2 separate regions of the Homo sapiens genome follow, and region 2 is linked to region 1. A link is an interaction called in ENCODE POLR2A ChIA-PET data of the cell type or tissue named here. Cell type or tissue: OCI-LY7. All regions are shown on one strand.

Region 1 (8,000 bases):
AGTCATAAGCTTTTGTCTCTGTATAGCACCTCCTTCCTCCAAGTTTCTCAAACTGGAATACGTGGAATCATCCTTGATGCCATTCTTTCCTTCACATCCCCCATCCAATCACTGGCAAATCCGGTAAATTCTGACTTCATATCCTGAATCTGCCACTGATCACCACCTTCAGTGTGATTCCCTTTTCACTTGTCCTTTGCTTTAGTCTCCTGACTCAGTCATTCTAAAATGGGTAACACCTTCTTCTGGAAGCACTTTCAAAACCTATGGGGCTGTATTCATTGATTAGAGGGGTTGAAGAAGATATTAATCCTTTACCGAGCAGTGGGGGCTAGTGATGCACAGGAAAGTACACCAGAATAAATAATTATCCTTCACTCTGCTTGACTTTTAAGTGCCTCGCATTCTTGGTCATGTCTGAGCCTAGAATCTCATTCTATTTTACTTACAAACATAAAGTAGCTTGGCCCCATGTTTCCCCCGCTAAAATACGTAGGATTTTTCAGGAATATAACTGCTGTGTAAATTAAAAGTTTAAGTGTTGTTTGAAACTTTACTAGGATTATTTTCATCACTTCAGACGATGACATTATTATTGGCCATGCAGTTTTTTTGTCCTTGAGTTGCCAGTATAAGACATCTGGATTGGTCAGCTCTTTTAGCTTTCATAATTTTGGTACACATACACATGAGTGTCAAAATCTGATCACTCATTACTGTTTTTTAATGTATTTTTTGCAGAAAAAGACATATGTCAAAATAAATGGTTTTTAAAATAAATTGTTTTTCATTTATTGCTCATTTGTATTATAAATAGGAATTTCAATTTTTGATAATTTTTTTTTTAATTTTTAGAGAGACACTCTCACTATATTGGTAGGAGTGGTCTTGAATTTCTGGCCTCAAGTGATCCATCTTGGCCTCCCAAGGTGTTGGGATTACAGATGTAAGCCACCATGCCTAGGTTAAATTTTGATTTACTTTGGTAATCATTTGTGTAGGTAGTTCAGATTTATTTAAAATGATTAAAAAAAGGGCATTTATGTTTGTTAATTTAAAAAAAGCACTGGATTTTTGGGGTTGAGAATCACCCTCCTAATTGGTCTCTTCTTTTTCCTCCCTACTGACAACTCTCCCCATGGAAGCCAGAGTTAGCCTATTAGCACTGTAGTAGACTCTGCCGTCTTCTTCACCATAGTTCTCAAATGGCTCCCCATATCACTTAGACTAAAATCCCAAATGAAAATCTGTGTGGTCTTTCCCTAATATCTTTGCTGCTTCACCACCTCCTGCAACAACCCCAACTCATTCGTCTTTAGCAAATGCTGATCTCCTTGCAACTGTTCTCACACATCCAGCAAACACCCACCTGGGAATATTTGAGCTTTTTCTTTTGCAAGAAATGTCCTTCATCCAGATAGCCTGATGGCAGTGCTGGGCTCCATTCAGGTCTCTGCTCAAACATCTTCTTTCCTATAAAAAACAGTGTTTAGACTCCCTGACTCGATCTTTTCCTTCACTTTGATTTTACTTTTTTCACAATGTCCATTAGCTCCTAATATATTATGTACTTATATATTTTTTGTCTCTTCTCCTCAGTACAGTATAAGAAATAGGATGGCAGAAACTTGGTCTGTTTTATTTCCCACTTTATCAGTGATGCCTAGAATGGTGCTGGCACATAATGGTGACTGGATTGTATTGCATGAATAAGTGAGAGTCTATGCTTTCAAATTCATTTGAATCCTGAATGTGTCATTTATTGAGTGTGAGATCATCTGCAATTCAGCTTAAAGTCTCAAATATTACATCTCATTTAAGATGCCCACTTCATAGGATTACCGTAAAGGCTAAGAAGCGTAATTTACACAAAGCCCTTATGACAGTGTGTGAAATATACAAATATTCAATTTCAAATACCATATATTTATCCTATCTATCCATCTATCTATTATCTATGTATCTAATCTAATCATCTAACCATTTTTCTATCCAACTGTGTATTTGCTTATCCTCATATGCTCTCTCTCATAACTGTCCTGCTTCTTCTGACAATTCACAGATTTGTCAAATTCACGCCAGTGTGCCTTCAGTCATGCAATTATTAAGATTTGTGCACCTTGTGGGTATGCACAGGGTCTGGAAATGATTCTCTGAAGAAGACAGAAACTTGTATTATCTGTTAGATGTAATAAAAATATTGATATAGAAAAATTCTCTGGGAGTAAATAATACATAGTATCATATTATCATTAGTCTATTCTGGAAAATTTTTTCACCTAATTGATCTATTTTACTGGATCTATGTTTTCTTCTGTATCTGCAATTATTATAGAAATTTAATTCATGAAAATGTGTTTGACTGTTGCCAGATAGGACAAATTGACCATGATAATGTTGCTACTTATGCATATAGGTACATTTATACAATTATTCAAGTAATTAGACAAGTTTATTTTCAGTAGGAGCAATAATTAAAATCATATTTCTAACAAATTGAATGAAAGGATTTGGTCGAGTAAAGACATAGAAGTAATCAGGCACACAGATGACTTCCTCAGTTCTCTCACTTTTAATCCTTCTCTTTTTCTGTAGTTCATCCCCGGGATTTTTGCCTTATCTGAGTCATTAAGGTAAATAGCACTTTGTAGTTTATGTTCCCGTTTAGAAAAAGACAGTGCAGCCCGCTGCCAGAGCTCATTTAATTTTACATAAACATGCTCTTTAATAGTCTATTTTGGAAAAAATGGATTCATCCAATAAATCTTCGACCAACAACTGTTCGAGAACAATGTTAACATCATGCGCAAGAATGCTATGTTTTCTAGGATTTGCCATTTTCAGCGGTTGAGAATTACCATACTTTGTAAATGGAAACACTACTACTAAAACCAGAATGCTACCAATAGAATAATGTCTTTTGTTTTCAAAGTCAATATACTAGAGAGATGTGGAAATCATAATAAAAGCGAGAGATTTTGTGGTAAGGTTATCTCGGGGTAAATGCTGCAGCTGCATGTGCTGCTGGTGAGTATTCTCGGGGCAAACAGGAAAAGAGATAACTTACTGGTTATATGCAGGCAAATGTCTGGTTACTAAATTACAAATATGTTGCTCCTGTTACTGAAGTTTGGGTAAGAAAGTTACCTATTTTTGCATATATCATAATTAAATATTAAACATAAAAGGCAATGACTATTTTATGCATAAACTGATTTCTTAGAAAAAAATTCAAAACCAATTGCAAAATTATTTGTGATAGTGAAAAAAAGAAACAATTCAGTTCAAAAGGAGATTGTTTTTCAAAAGGAGAAATGCGGCATAACTGTGTATATTCAGTATTCTGTTAATTAAAACATACATATTTACCTCTGTATTTCAAACTGTTGAGTGATTTTTACTTCGAGATTGGAGTTGTGAAATAATTTTATTTTCTACATATTTCAACTTGATAAAGTTTGATCATCATATAATAATAAATCAATGCAGGTTATAATCCTTTGATATAGCTAGATAAACTTTGTAGAAAAATTATACTGGCATTAAGTATACTTTTCTATAATTTCTGAGTTGGAAGAGCTTATAAATTCAGTTCTATACTTCTAGGAAGAATGTAATTTGTAGCTCACATAAATAGAGTACTTGGACAAGCTATTTAACCTTTCTAAGCCCGTTTTCTCACTTGTAAAATGAAGATATAAGAGTAACTACCTCAAAGATAGTAAAACTGAATAGGAGAATTACTACTCACACTAAATGCCATGTCAAAGAAAACTATTGGCCTGACTTTTAAATCAGAACAAGAAAGCCCTTTCAGAAGAATAGGGGACACAGAAGAAATACTGATTATTAGTGGTTGCAGCCTTTGCCTGCTCTCTAGAACTTCGTGTCTGTTTCTTCTTTCATATACTCAAATGGACATTATTATTCCACAGCAGCTTCTGCTGGGCCTTTTCCCTAAGCTCACTGGAAACTAATATTTTCTCTTCAGAAGCTAGAGGAATTTGTCCAGCTTTCCAGCAAGCATCTAAGAAAGGTTAAATACCGTTGCTCTAGACAAACTCATCCCATCAGGACTTAGTACCAAATGTGTAACAGAGAGGTGTGTGTTCAACATTGAGTCACAGAAAAGACAGGAACGGAGCTGCGTCCATTGTAACCCACTGTGTGTAATCAAAGTCTCCCCAGGTTTTGTGTTTATGTGACTAAAAAAGAATAGTCTCATTCAAACAAACATCTTTATAATATTGGCTCATTGCCTCCCACTTGAATAAAAGCAGAGCCTTAGCTCCTTTCCTCCCCTAAATCTTACTAATTATTTATGAAAGTCTCGGGGTTTGTTATATATCTATGACTGGCACATCATATTCTTCCACAGCAAAATAACATATTGACATTTACTGCCTAAGTAGTCACTGGTGCAAGCAACTTGCTTTGGCATCTATCCTCTGCAATAAAGAGAAACATTCTCTACAGTTCTAACCTTGGAACTGTATTTCCCGGATTCTGACTCCCTGACTGGCAGGTTTCAAGTTTGATTTAGATTTTGCACTGAGATGTACTTATGGAGGATTTGTAAGGTGAAAGGATGCAAAGGTGTTTTCTTCTCCCTCAGTGGTGGCAGTTGGTAAGTAGACTTCTGCAGACACTGATTTTTGCTATTGTAGAGTTCAGTGTTCTGCTGCCTGGTTTCAGGCTTTGGGGCTGTGGGCATTTGGGGAGTTGGCAGCTATGTCAGGAGGCTTTTTCACCTCTGGGTGGCAGCAGAAGTTTTCTGATCTCTCACAATGGCAGTAGTATAGCTTGAAATCTAATAGAAGCCCCATGACTTCTGTTCACCCAATCCTTCTAACTAGTTTGTACGCATCACCTTCCTTGTAATAAATCTCTTTCCATACAGAAATATTAGAGGAGTCTCTGGTTTTTGCCATGGATCCTAAAAGACATTGCTTTATTTTCATGCCCCCAGCCTGATGGTAATTCAATGTCTCTGCTCCTTCAATTTCTGGTTCTGCACTTCTCAGAAGCAACAGAAAGAAGAGTATAAACACACAGGAAATTTCTGTGGCCAGTCTGGGAGCAAGCATGCACCATTTCTACTCACACTCCATTAGAAGTCAGTCACATGCCCACATCTAATTTCAAGTGAGCTGGGGAAAGTTAATCTAGCTGTGGCCCAGGAAGAAGAGGGAATTAGTTTTATAATCAGCTAGCACCCTCCAACACGTAGAGTTTTAATTATTGTGTTTTAGCTGAATTACTACAAATTGTATCTTTAGAGGAAATTTCAATATGTTCAAAATATATTTCTTCAATATCCATTATGGATTCTCTGAACTGCAAATGATATCTTCCCATTAGCTTTATCTTATAACATTGTCTGAAATATACTTCTATGGAAATATGTTCATGTTGGGACATGGTAGTCATATACATCTATAAGTTCATTTAAAACATTACTGAACACTTTTCTATCTAATGTTTATATGAAACAATCACTATTGCAGACAAGCTCTTTATGGTCATTAACTCAAGAAAAAAAGAATAACAAAGTTAATTCAGCCAAATTACTATCATAGTGCAATTTGCTCTGCATATTTCATACTTCAGTATATGAGGTCATGACTCACTTCTGTTTATATGAGACTAGAAGAATACTTTTCACTGACTTCCTTTTATGAATATGAAGAGCATTAATGTGGCAAATAAGATGGACTCACAAGACAGAGCTTATTAACTTACTATGAGTCAAAAGAGCCTCTCATTTTAGAAGATGATGCTAGAGATAAAAGGATAAGAACAAGAAGAAAATTCACATTGGAATCAATCTTTTAAAAAATATAGTGACAGAACTCTTTACTTCAGTGACTTTATTTCTGAGACAGAGTCAGGTGTTTCTTGGGTAATAGACACAGTAGATTGTTTCCTGTATTACTCTCCTCTCATCTTCTAAAATTGGAGTGTTTTTATTTCTATTCAGAGAAATGAAGAACTAGCACTGCTTCTGAATCTTTCCACCTTCAGGACCCTGAAGTAAGTCCAAGATGTGCTGGCAGGTGATTTTAGGTCAATGAAACTGTCATTTTCTCGCTAAAGAAAGGAAGAAACTCTATCTTCCTGTACCACGGTTTTCCTTTCTTGTTAGTGGTTGGCTGAGCATTGTGAACATAACAGTTGGGGAAACTAGGAAGGGAGTGGTAATTGTTGTACATCGTGCCCTTTTTGTGCTTCTTTGTTCCTAGGCTGTGATCTCATGATTTGTTCCAGGGAACATTCACGCTCTCAAAGCTGAGGAAGAAAACTTACGGGCCAACAGGGATTTTAGCTGATGTTTTGAACATGCAAAAATGGTGCTGTTGGAAATAACCAAGACACATGGAGCCAATCACCGTGTAATATTCATGATTATGTAATAAAGTGATCGTATTTCTAATCAGTTTAGGATATGGGCTAAATGTCTAAGTATAAGGCATCAGGGAGATAAATGACGATAACAAACTTTTCTTCTTTTCACTCCCTTTCACAACCCACAGAGTAGTTCCTTGCTTGCTGAGCTGTGGGGGTCACCTTTCCCTATGCCTTCAAGGGTCCCACCTTTATACACATTGTCACAGTGTGATTTGCTTTACCATGTGGTAACTCACATAGCAAGCCCACCTCATCTTTTCACATCAAGTAGATTGGTGAACCATGAAACAACAGCACTACTATTTCATCTACATATTCACGAAGAGGCGCTGCCTCTTTGAGGCAAAGTCTAGAACAGAATTTTCCTATGATACCTGGTAGGTTGCACAGAACTATAGCAATCAGGTGTGAGACCAACAAAACATAATGTTCACTTCTTTCTTTTTTAAGAGACAGGGTCTCACTCTGTTGTCCAGGCTGGAGTGTAGCTGTGCAATCATGGCTCACTGCAGCCTCGAACTCCTGGACTCAAGGGATCCTCCCATCTTAGCCTACTGAGTAGCTGGGACTATAGGCACACACCACTACACTGGATAATTTTTAATTGTTTTTTTGTAGAGACAGGGATTTTTTATGTTGCTTAGGCTGGCCTGGAACTCCTGGCCTCAAGCAATCCTCCTGCCTCAGCCTCCTAAAGTGCTGGGATTACAGGCCTGAGCCACCATGCCTGGCCCACAGTGTTTATTTCTAAAAGGAGTCAGGGACATTCCAGTGTAAAACTGGTCATATAGATCTTCAATCGCATAGCTAAGGTACTTTTTGAGTAGCTGGGTATCTCATAGTAGTCAAGGAATATACAAGCATACTTCAAAGATATTGTGGGTTCCATTCCAGACCACCACAAGAAAATGAATACCACAACAAAGAGAGTCATATGAATTGTTTGGTTTTCCAGTGCGTATAAAAGTTATGTTTTGGGGTCGGGCGTGGTGGCTCATGCCTGTAATCCCAGCACATTGGGAGGCTGAGGCAGGCAGATCACGAGGTCAGGAGGTCGAGACCAGCTTGGCCAACACAATGAAACCCCATCTCTACTAAAAATACAAAAAATTAGCTGGGCATGGTGTTGGGTGCCTGTAATCCCAGCTACTTGGGAGGCTGAGGCAGAAGAATTGCTTGAACCCAGGAGGCGGAGGTTGCAGTGAGCCGAGATCACGCCATTGCACTCCAGCCTGGGCGACAGTGCGAGACTCTGTCTCAAAAAAAAAAAAGAAAAAAAAGTTATGTTTTTACTATACTGTAGTCTATTCAGTGTGTAATAGCATTATCTCTAAATAAGAAATGTACATAACATAATTTAAAATGTTATTGATGAAAAATGCAAACAATCATCTGGGCCTTAAGTGAATTGTAATCTTTTGCTGGTGTAGGGTCTTGCATCAGTGTTGATGATTGCTGACTGACCAGGGTGATGATTGTGGTAATTTCTTAATATAAGACAACAATGAAGTTTGCTGCATTTATTGATTCTTCCTCTCATGAAGGATTCGTATATAGCATATAATGCTGTTTGATAGCTTTTTACTCACAGC
Region 2 (8,000 bases), 90 kb before region 1:
TCTACTAAAAATACAAAAATTAGCTGGGCATGGTGGCACATGCCTGTAATCCCAGCTACTCGGGAGGCTGAGGCAGGAGAATTGCTTGAACCCGGGAGGTGGAGGTTACAGTGAGCCAAGATCATACCACTGCACTCCAGCCTGGGCAACAGAGTGAAACTCTGTCTCAAAATAAAATAATAAAATAAAATAAAATAAAATAAAAAAGGCTTTTAGATCCTAAAACAGGAATCCCTGTAATCCCTGTATTTCCCCGCCCCCTACTCATATTCTGCCTCCACTTTTCCCTTCTCACCATAACCTTCTCTGTCTGGAACATTGCAGGGACCTGGCCCCTTGGTACCAACACCAGCCCTTGAGGCCTTCCGGCTCCTCCACAGTTACGCCTGGGTGAGTCTCTCTGGAGTCTTGAGCCTTCCACGTGGTTGACAGTCCTGTTTCATTCAGCTAGTTGTTCTCACTCCTTGATGAAGGGGTAAGATATTTTCCACGAGACTTTTCATTTTTCAAGAAGCAGGTAATTACTCTGTGGTTCTCTCTCAAGAGCACATTAATACATTCCTATACCATTTCTTCTATTCACCTCCTTTGTGACTTAATTTATCAACAAAACTTCAGAGGGCAAAAGGAAAGCCTTCCTTTGGGCCCTGCAGCTTTGACACAGTAAGCAAGACACCAAAGACACTCTGCTTTTCTAGAAGCCAGGACTTGAGAAGCCAACAGAAAGGTAAAGATTATTTATGATTAAAAAAAAATCACTGTCTCCTCTGCAAAACTGTTTTTTTTTTTTTTGACCAAGTCTCACTCTGTTGCCTAGCCTGGAGTGCAGTGGCCCGATCTTGGCTCATTGCAACCTCTGCCTCCTGGGTTTAAGCAATTCTCCTGCCTCAGCCTCCTGAGTATCTGGAATTACATGGACGTGCCACTCACCTGGCTAATTTTTTTGTATTTTTAGTAGAGATCGGGTTTCACTATGTTTGCTAGACTGGTCTTGAACTCCTTACTTCAGGTGATCTGCCCTTCTTGGTCTCTCAGAATGCTGGGATTATAGACATGAGCCACCGTGCCTGGCCTGCAAAATCTTGATTCATGAGAAAGAAAGGATTATTGTGACTGGTCTTGGGTGTAGCAACTCTGGTGTGCTTTTAGTATTTTTTCTTATAAATATTCATATTACTTGATTCCTTTTCCTTCCCAAAATTGTCTTTTCCTTTATTTTTGTCTTTCGGTGTTGTTCTGTCCTAAAGAAGGGTACCAGAGGGTAGAACATGGACCTAAAACCCCTGTAAGTTCATTGCTCTAGCTGGCTCTGCAGCCTGGTCAGTTTTACAGTTCTAATCTACATTTTTTTGCTCTCAAGGGAGTTTGTCTAAAGATATCCCATTCTCAGGGAATTTTTGTCATCTCAACTCTTGCTACCTGGTAAGTCATGGGAAAGTCCAATCTCAGGAGGGCCTTCTTGGCATCACAGATGAACAGGTCTTTAACTGGTGGCCTCCTACAAATGTTTGGGTCACCAGAGACAGCATATTCACAGACATGATCCTTAACTGTTGTCCGTGGTGACAAGAGTCTTTAGCTATCTCGACCTATTTCTGAGAGTATATTTTGTGTGTGTGTGTGTGTGTGTGTGTGTGTGTGTGTGTGTGTATCCTTGGAATTGCCTCTTTTATGACCTCTCAAGGAAACATCTCTTTCTCAAATTGCCTGCTTTGGATCCCCTACAAGATTTCTTAAAAAACACCCTGGCTGGTCGCGGTGGCTCACGCCTGTAAGCCCAGCACTTTGGGAGGCCGAGGCAGGTGGATCACGAGGTCAGGAGATTGAGATCATCTTTGCTAACATGGTGAAATCCCGTCTCTACTAAAAATAGAAAAAATTAGCTGGGTGTGGTGGCATGCACCTGTAGTCCCAGCTAATCGGGAGGCTGAGACAGGAGAATTTCTTGAACCCGGGAGGCGGAGGTTGAAGTGAGCTGAGATCATGCTACAGCACTCCAGCCTGGGTGACAGAGTGAGACTGTCTCAAAAAAAAAAAAATCCTGTTTTCTAGTGACTAAGATTCTGTGCTTACATGACTGTGGTACAGGTTTGATTCTAGGTCAGGGAATTGATCCCATTTGTTTTAAATTATTTATAAGACTGTTAACCTTCTGGGGTACCTTTTTGTTATTTACCCTTTTCCCTTTATAGACAGCTTTTAGTTTCTTGTCTTTTTTTTTTTTTTTTCTCTGCAGGGTTTACAGAGCTTTTGGGCCTTCATGCATAGGGGCTCAGCTGAAGAACTGAGATCCTAAAATATAAGGCCAGACAGAAATGTGAGTTGTAGTCCATTTAAGGAATCTTTACTTTCTTTGAGTTATCTTTGAGGTGGTTCTGAATCTTGTGAGGACTTATTTCCACCTCTTTAGAGATACTTTATGTGTCCTTGATTAAGTCATAACCCTGGTTAAGCCTTATTGTTTTTAGAAGTCACTTGGAAAGGTAACTCTGGTTAAAAAAAATCCGCAAGTCAGGAATATCAGCTGTTTGTTCCAGCTAAAATCCAATAATAAAAAATTTAAAAAGTTTTTTTTAAAACAACCTTATGGTTAGAGGTCAGCTTAACTAGAAGCTGATAATCAAGATCCTCTTTCCTATTTACTGTCTTTGGCACCACATAAAGACATCTAGAGGAGACTTCTAGTAGCTCAGACTATTTAAGAAACATAAAAAAGGCACCACTCATCCCCTTTTTGGGGCCTTCTGTCTTCTTGTGGAGCCTAAGGAGTAGCGGAGAGGTGATTTACAAGTCTAAAGATCTGCTTTCTTTTACATTATGTTGCCTCATCTCTTTAGCTTTTAGGGGTACTAGAGATTACTTTCTACTATGAAAACAACCACTAATGGGTCATTGGCAAGGGCTACAGATTTAGAGGTAGTTGACAGTGGTTACAATATATGGTTGTTAATACAATTTCTTTGCATGTTTAGATAAAAAGACAGGTTTGAACACTTAGAGGCTATGAGGGTGGTCACCACCGAGAAATAAGAATCCCATGGGGGGTGGGCTGATCATAGAGTGGGCTGACTGTTGTTGGGTCACCAGCGGCCTCGGGGAATGTCTTTACAGTGAGGTACACTGTAAAACTGGGTACGATCCATTCTCATGGCATTTTTCTCTTCTCAGGGACTGGAATTCAGTCTAAAAATGAGATCCTTGGTTTTTAAAGATCTAGATACACTGCCTTCCTTAAATATTAGGACCTGAAAACTGAAAATACTTTCTTTGCCCTATTAAAGAACTCTACCCTGAAGCCAGTAATCTAATTAAAAAAAAAAACAAAGCTAAGTTAAAAAGACTACCTATCTAATTAGATTACTCTCAAAGGTACTTTAAAATTTAGCTGACAATTTTAAAACTTGTTGTAAAAAAAAATTACATCTATTAAAAAGCTCCATTTATACACATAAGCCTCTACAGACTTTTATGATAAAAAAGACATTGGCTTAAAATCTACATAAAAACCTTACCTTAGTCTGAGATACTTTTCCTGACAATCTTATTTTGACTGGGCATTATGGTTAAGCCTTTCTCTTGTCTCAGCAAATAATGGTGTTTATATCTAAGTTCTGTCTCTGAAATGTAAATTTTAACCTAAAAGTCATGTCTTGTTTTTTTTGTGTGTGTCAGTGGTGCAAGTTTAATTTTCAAGCTATTATTTTATTCAATGAGAGGCAGACTGACTAGAATGCAATCTCATTTTTTTTCTGAGACAAGATACTAGCCCTGTGTTGTATACAGTTGCTCAACAATCAAATAAATGAAAGCAGTAGGAGAAACTGCCCCACAGAGTTGCAGTGAAGATGAAACAAATATAAATATGTAAGGCAGTTAGAGCAATGGGTGCACACTAGTCAGTATCACATAAGCATTTGATATTATTTAATCTTCATAACCTCGTAATGACTTATAGAAAATTTAAATTAGAACTGAGTGGAATGCTGGGATTTTTTTTTTAGATTTTTAAATTGATCTCATTTAAAAACAAAAAAATACCCTTTTATTTTAGGTTTGGGGGTACATGTGAAGGTTTGTTACATAGGTTAACTTGTGTCATGGGGTTTGTCGTACAGATTATTTCATCACCCAGGTATTAAGGCAAGTACCTTATCTTTTCTGCTTCTCTCTCCTCTCACCCTTCAAACTTAAGTAGGCTCCAGTGTCTGTTGTTTCCTTCCTTGTGTTCTAAATTTCTTATAATTTAGCTCCCACTTTTAAGTGAGGACATGCAGTATTTGGTTTTCTGTTCCTGCATTAGTTTGTTAAAGTTAATAGCCTCCAGCTCCATCCATATTCCCACAAAAGATATGATCTTATTTTTTATGGCTGCATAGTATTCCATAGTGTATATGTACCACATTTTCTTTATCCAATCTGTCATTGATGAGCATTCCATGTCTTTGCTATTGTGAATAGTGCCACAATGAATATTTGTGTATGTGTTTAAGTAAAAATTTCAGATTGCCTAGCTAACAATTGTCTAGGGCTTGATAGTCTGGTAGACAAAAATATTGAGACATGATAAGAAAATCTTATAAAGCTATAACATCTATTTCTATGTTCATTTCTCTATCTCTATATGTTTTTATGTGTTATGTATATGTAGTATTTCCATACCAAAATACATTTTAAAACCTCTAATTAATTGGCTTAAAATAAGCACATAAATAAAATATTTTACCAAAAAATTTAAAAACTAACTCAATGCGTTTTAGCTCATGTGACTTTAGTAATCTTTGGTAAATAAAACTAGTTTAAAGTTGTTGCCAAAATAAAATTATAATGTCTTCAGAATTGTCATATTGAATAGAATTCAGACATTTTTGCCTGGGCCTACTTTTCAGAAAGGTTTAGGCTGTTTCTCCTAGATGTCTTAGAATCATAACTGTCACTTCTGTAGTATTTTTGATAATTGCTTTATTTGTCTGTGAGTTAAAGCTGTAAGGACTGGCTACTGGGCTTCCTCAAAGCCTTACACATATGTTGCTATGAGCTTGTGTTTGACTTTGAGCCTCTAGAATCTGGGGTCTGGGTAAGGTGCCATGGTGAGGCCTAGGGACATGTTCCTAGTGCCTGAAACACAAGCTACAAGACAAAGCCAAGTCTAATATGGCCCCATCCTTCCTGGCACAGCTTTCACTCCTGGCCACTTGTGGACAGGTTAGATCCTCCTGACATTGCTTTCACAGCTCTGTCCTTGGTCCTGAGCTCTATGTCTGGTATGCAAATTCAGGACTTAGGCCCTGTCCTTCATAGCCACCCTTGGATGCCCCATGGGAACTTAAAACCCAGGAAAATAGAAAAAAAAACACGAAAAAGAATATCTGCGTCACAGTTTTGAAATTCTTGTCAGTTATTTAAACTCTTAAAGTGATGCTATATTAAATTAAGTAATAGTTAATCATAGAATATCTGTGTCATTTCTAGATGCCTAGCTCCTCTTTAAAATTGTTCTTACCTGCTGTAACAAATATGTTATCAGTTCTCCAACCCAGATTTTAATTACAAGACACTTCCAGGTCTTGTCCAGAGACTTAACTGGTACCATCAAACATCAATAAGAGACACTGATAAATATCTCTAAAGATCTGACGAAGATAAAAAATGCCTGCCTATTTACTTCCCTTCCCTTCCCTTCCCTTTCCTTTCCTTTCCTTCCCTTTCCTTTCCTTTCCTTTCCTTCCCTTTCTTTCCTTTCCTTTCCTTTCCTTTCCTTTCCTTTCCTTTCCTTTCCTTTCCTTTCCCTTTTCCTTTTCCTTTCCCTTTCCCTTCCCTTCTTTCTTCCTTTTTTTTTTTTTGACAGAGTCCCAGGCTGCAGTGCAGTGGTGCAATCTCAGCTCACTGCAACCTCTGCACCCTGGGTTCAAGCGATTATCATGCCTCAGCCTCCTGAGTAGCTGGGATTACAGGCCTGTGCCACCACACCTGGCTAATTTTTTTTTTTTTTTTTTGTATTTTTAGTAGAGATGAGGTTTAGCCATTTTGGCCAGGCTGGTCTCAAACTCCTGACCTCAAATGATCGGCCTCCTAAAGTGCTGGGATTACAGGCGTGAGCCACTGCACCTGGCCAGCCTGCCTACTATTTCACCCTGCTTGGCCCAAGTTGTTCAAATTGGCCATGAGTCGCTCAGCTACATGAGTCCCACTAAGAAAACAGATAGATCCAGAAGAGACAGCCACACCACTCTGATGATATGAGACAAAAGTTTAAGCTGGTTATGAACACTGCCTAGAGCAGGTTTTGACCAAAAGCTGGGGAGATGTCCACATATGCCTCTGGACAGACAAAATGAACTCCTGTGGCTAATCAGGGTCTCAAAGTTAAAACAGAAAGAGGCAGCCATGACAGAGTGAGAGAGCAGTCGTGTCCTTTGTTCTCAGAAAGTTACTGTAAAAGTGTCTCAGAACCTCATTTCCTACAGTCAAGCCAAAGTAGTTACTAGTTCCTGTCAGTGCTAAGATAGACCACAGCTGAAAATTCCCCAGCTGACCACCAACAGAACATCTAGAACCAGACAACTAAGAGAGACTGGTGACTTTGGGCTTAAAGGTCATCCAATCAAGACTCTCGTTCTTCTATTGCCCTCCCCTGCCTGAGGTGTTTGCCTTTAGTATCTCCTACTCCCTGTCTCCTCCTCAGGGTTTGCTTTTGTTTTACATCAGAGGCTGTATCTCCCCAATCTACATATTACTTTTTAATAAAATAAAAAAAAAAACCCGTCCCTTTTTCCTCGGAGGATCTCATAGTCCTTTGTAAACAATGGTATTCCAAAATCCCTCTGGAGTCAGAAAATGTTCCTTGATGAGGACTCAGTTCTGCTCCTTGAGAGTGGATTTCCAGTCTGTTTTTCCTTATGACTTTGGCTCTGCCCTCTGAGGTGTCTTGTCTCTTCTATTCTCTTCTTTCTACTCTTTGAAAAACCATGGTGTTTTTTTTTTTTTTTTTTTTTTTTTTTTTTTTTTTTTTTTTTTTTTTTTTTTGGTGGGAAGTAGCTTTTTTAGCCTGGTTCCTCTTTTTACAAAGTTGGCACCCTGAGTTGTTTTGCATTTCATATCACTGCTCTCATTTAATCAGTTTGGCAGTGCTTTTTGCAATACAACTAAAACCTCTGTGGGTAGTTTTTGCATTTGAATTTATTTCATGTGTTTTGCTAAAATGCATAGTTCTCTTGTAGGTGTTTGTATTTTTCTATACTTAATCACACTACTTTGGGAGGAACAGGCTGCTATGGAACAATACTCTCAAGATTCTTAGAAATCTTTTTTTTTTTCTTTTTCTCTAGTTGCTGCCTTAATCTTGATGGAGGACCTACAGCTACACCCTTGCTTTGGTCTATTTCCTGAGTTCAGTTCTTTGAGAATTTTTTTCTTGGCTTAGGATTGGAAATAAAAGACAGTTCTATTTTGTAGTGCCAATTTTGCCCCTCTATTTACTCGAAATTCTAGTTTCAAATTGGGCATTCCCACTCCTCACACCCTGATCCTTGAACTTATCTCTTTCTTGTATTACTTTATAATACACAGATAAATACAACCGTATTTTTAATATCTTGCCTGGTGATTTATTTGCCAAGTCCAATAGCTCATTAGTGCGTCTGTCTTCTATGTTATCACATAAGGCAGTTTTACTAATTGTTTTACCAGTAGATAATATAAGTGTTCATTTTTTCAGCTTTCTGGAACAGTTTCTTTACCATTTTTTCAGCTTCCTCTAACAGTTTCCTTAGACTTTGTCCCAGATTTGTTTCTATATGTTATATATTTTAGATTGTTATTATGCAGTTCCCACTTAGAAGTATAAGGTCTGGGACCACTGGTTAGCTTGAATCCTGCCTGGGGTCTGTCAATTTCCAATAAATAAGAGTCTCTGAAAATAGTCAGGAATCAGTGCCCAAACCTAAGTGTTTGATTTGATACCATTAATTCAATTAAAACAGTCAACATTGGTTTCAAGTCAT

Evidence for each region. ChIA-PET counts read pairs that join two places held together with the same protein. Peaks named below come from ENCODE experiments on the same cell type or tissue, not always from the same donor. Only the 100,000 strongest peaks of a DNase experiment are listed, where the experiment ranks them.
Region 2: POLR2A ChIA-PET joins it to region 1 with 5 read pairs; 3 of 35 experiments call an interaction of 5 or more read pairs at or near these places.

Annotation. Positions count from the first base shown.
Region 1 is chr13:90,965,465-90,973,464 of GRCh38, reverse strand. No RefSeq gene overlaps it. Among named protein-coding and RNA genes, the nearest start is that of LINC00410, 43 kb to the right of the region's middle. In OCI-LY7, no CTCF peak of the experiment used is centred here; a DNase peak (open chromatin) is centred at 4,744.
Region 2 is chr13:91,055,482-91,063,481 of GRCh38, reverse strand. No RefSeq gene overlaps it. Among named protein-coding and RNA genes, the nearest start is that of LINC00380, 32 kb to the left of the region's middle. In OCI-LY7, no CTCF peak of the experiment used is centred here; DNase peaks (open chromatin) are centred at 6,552 and 7,091.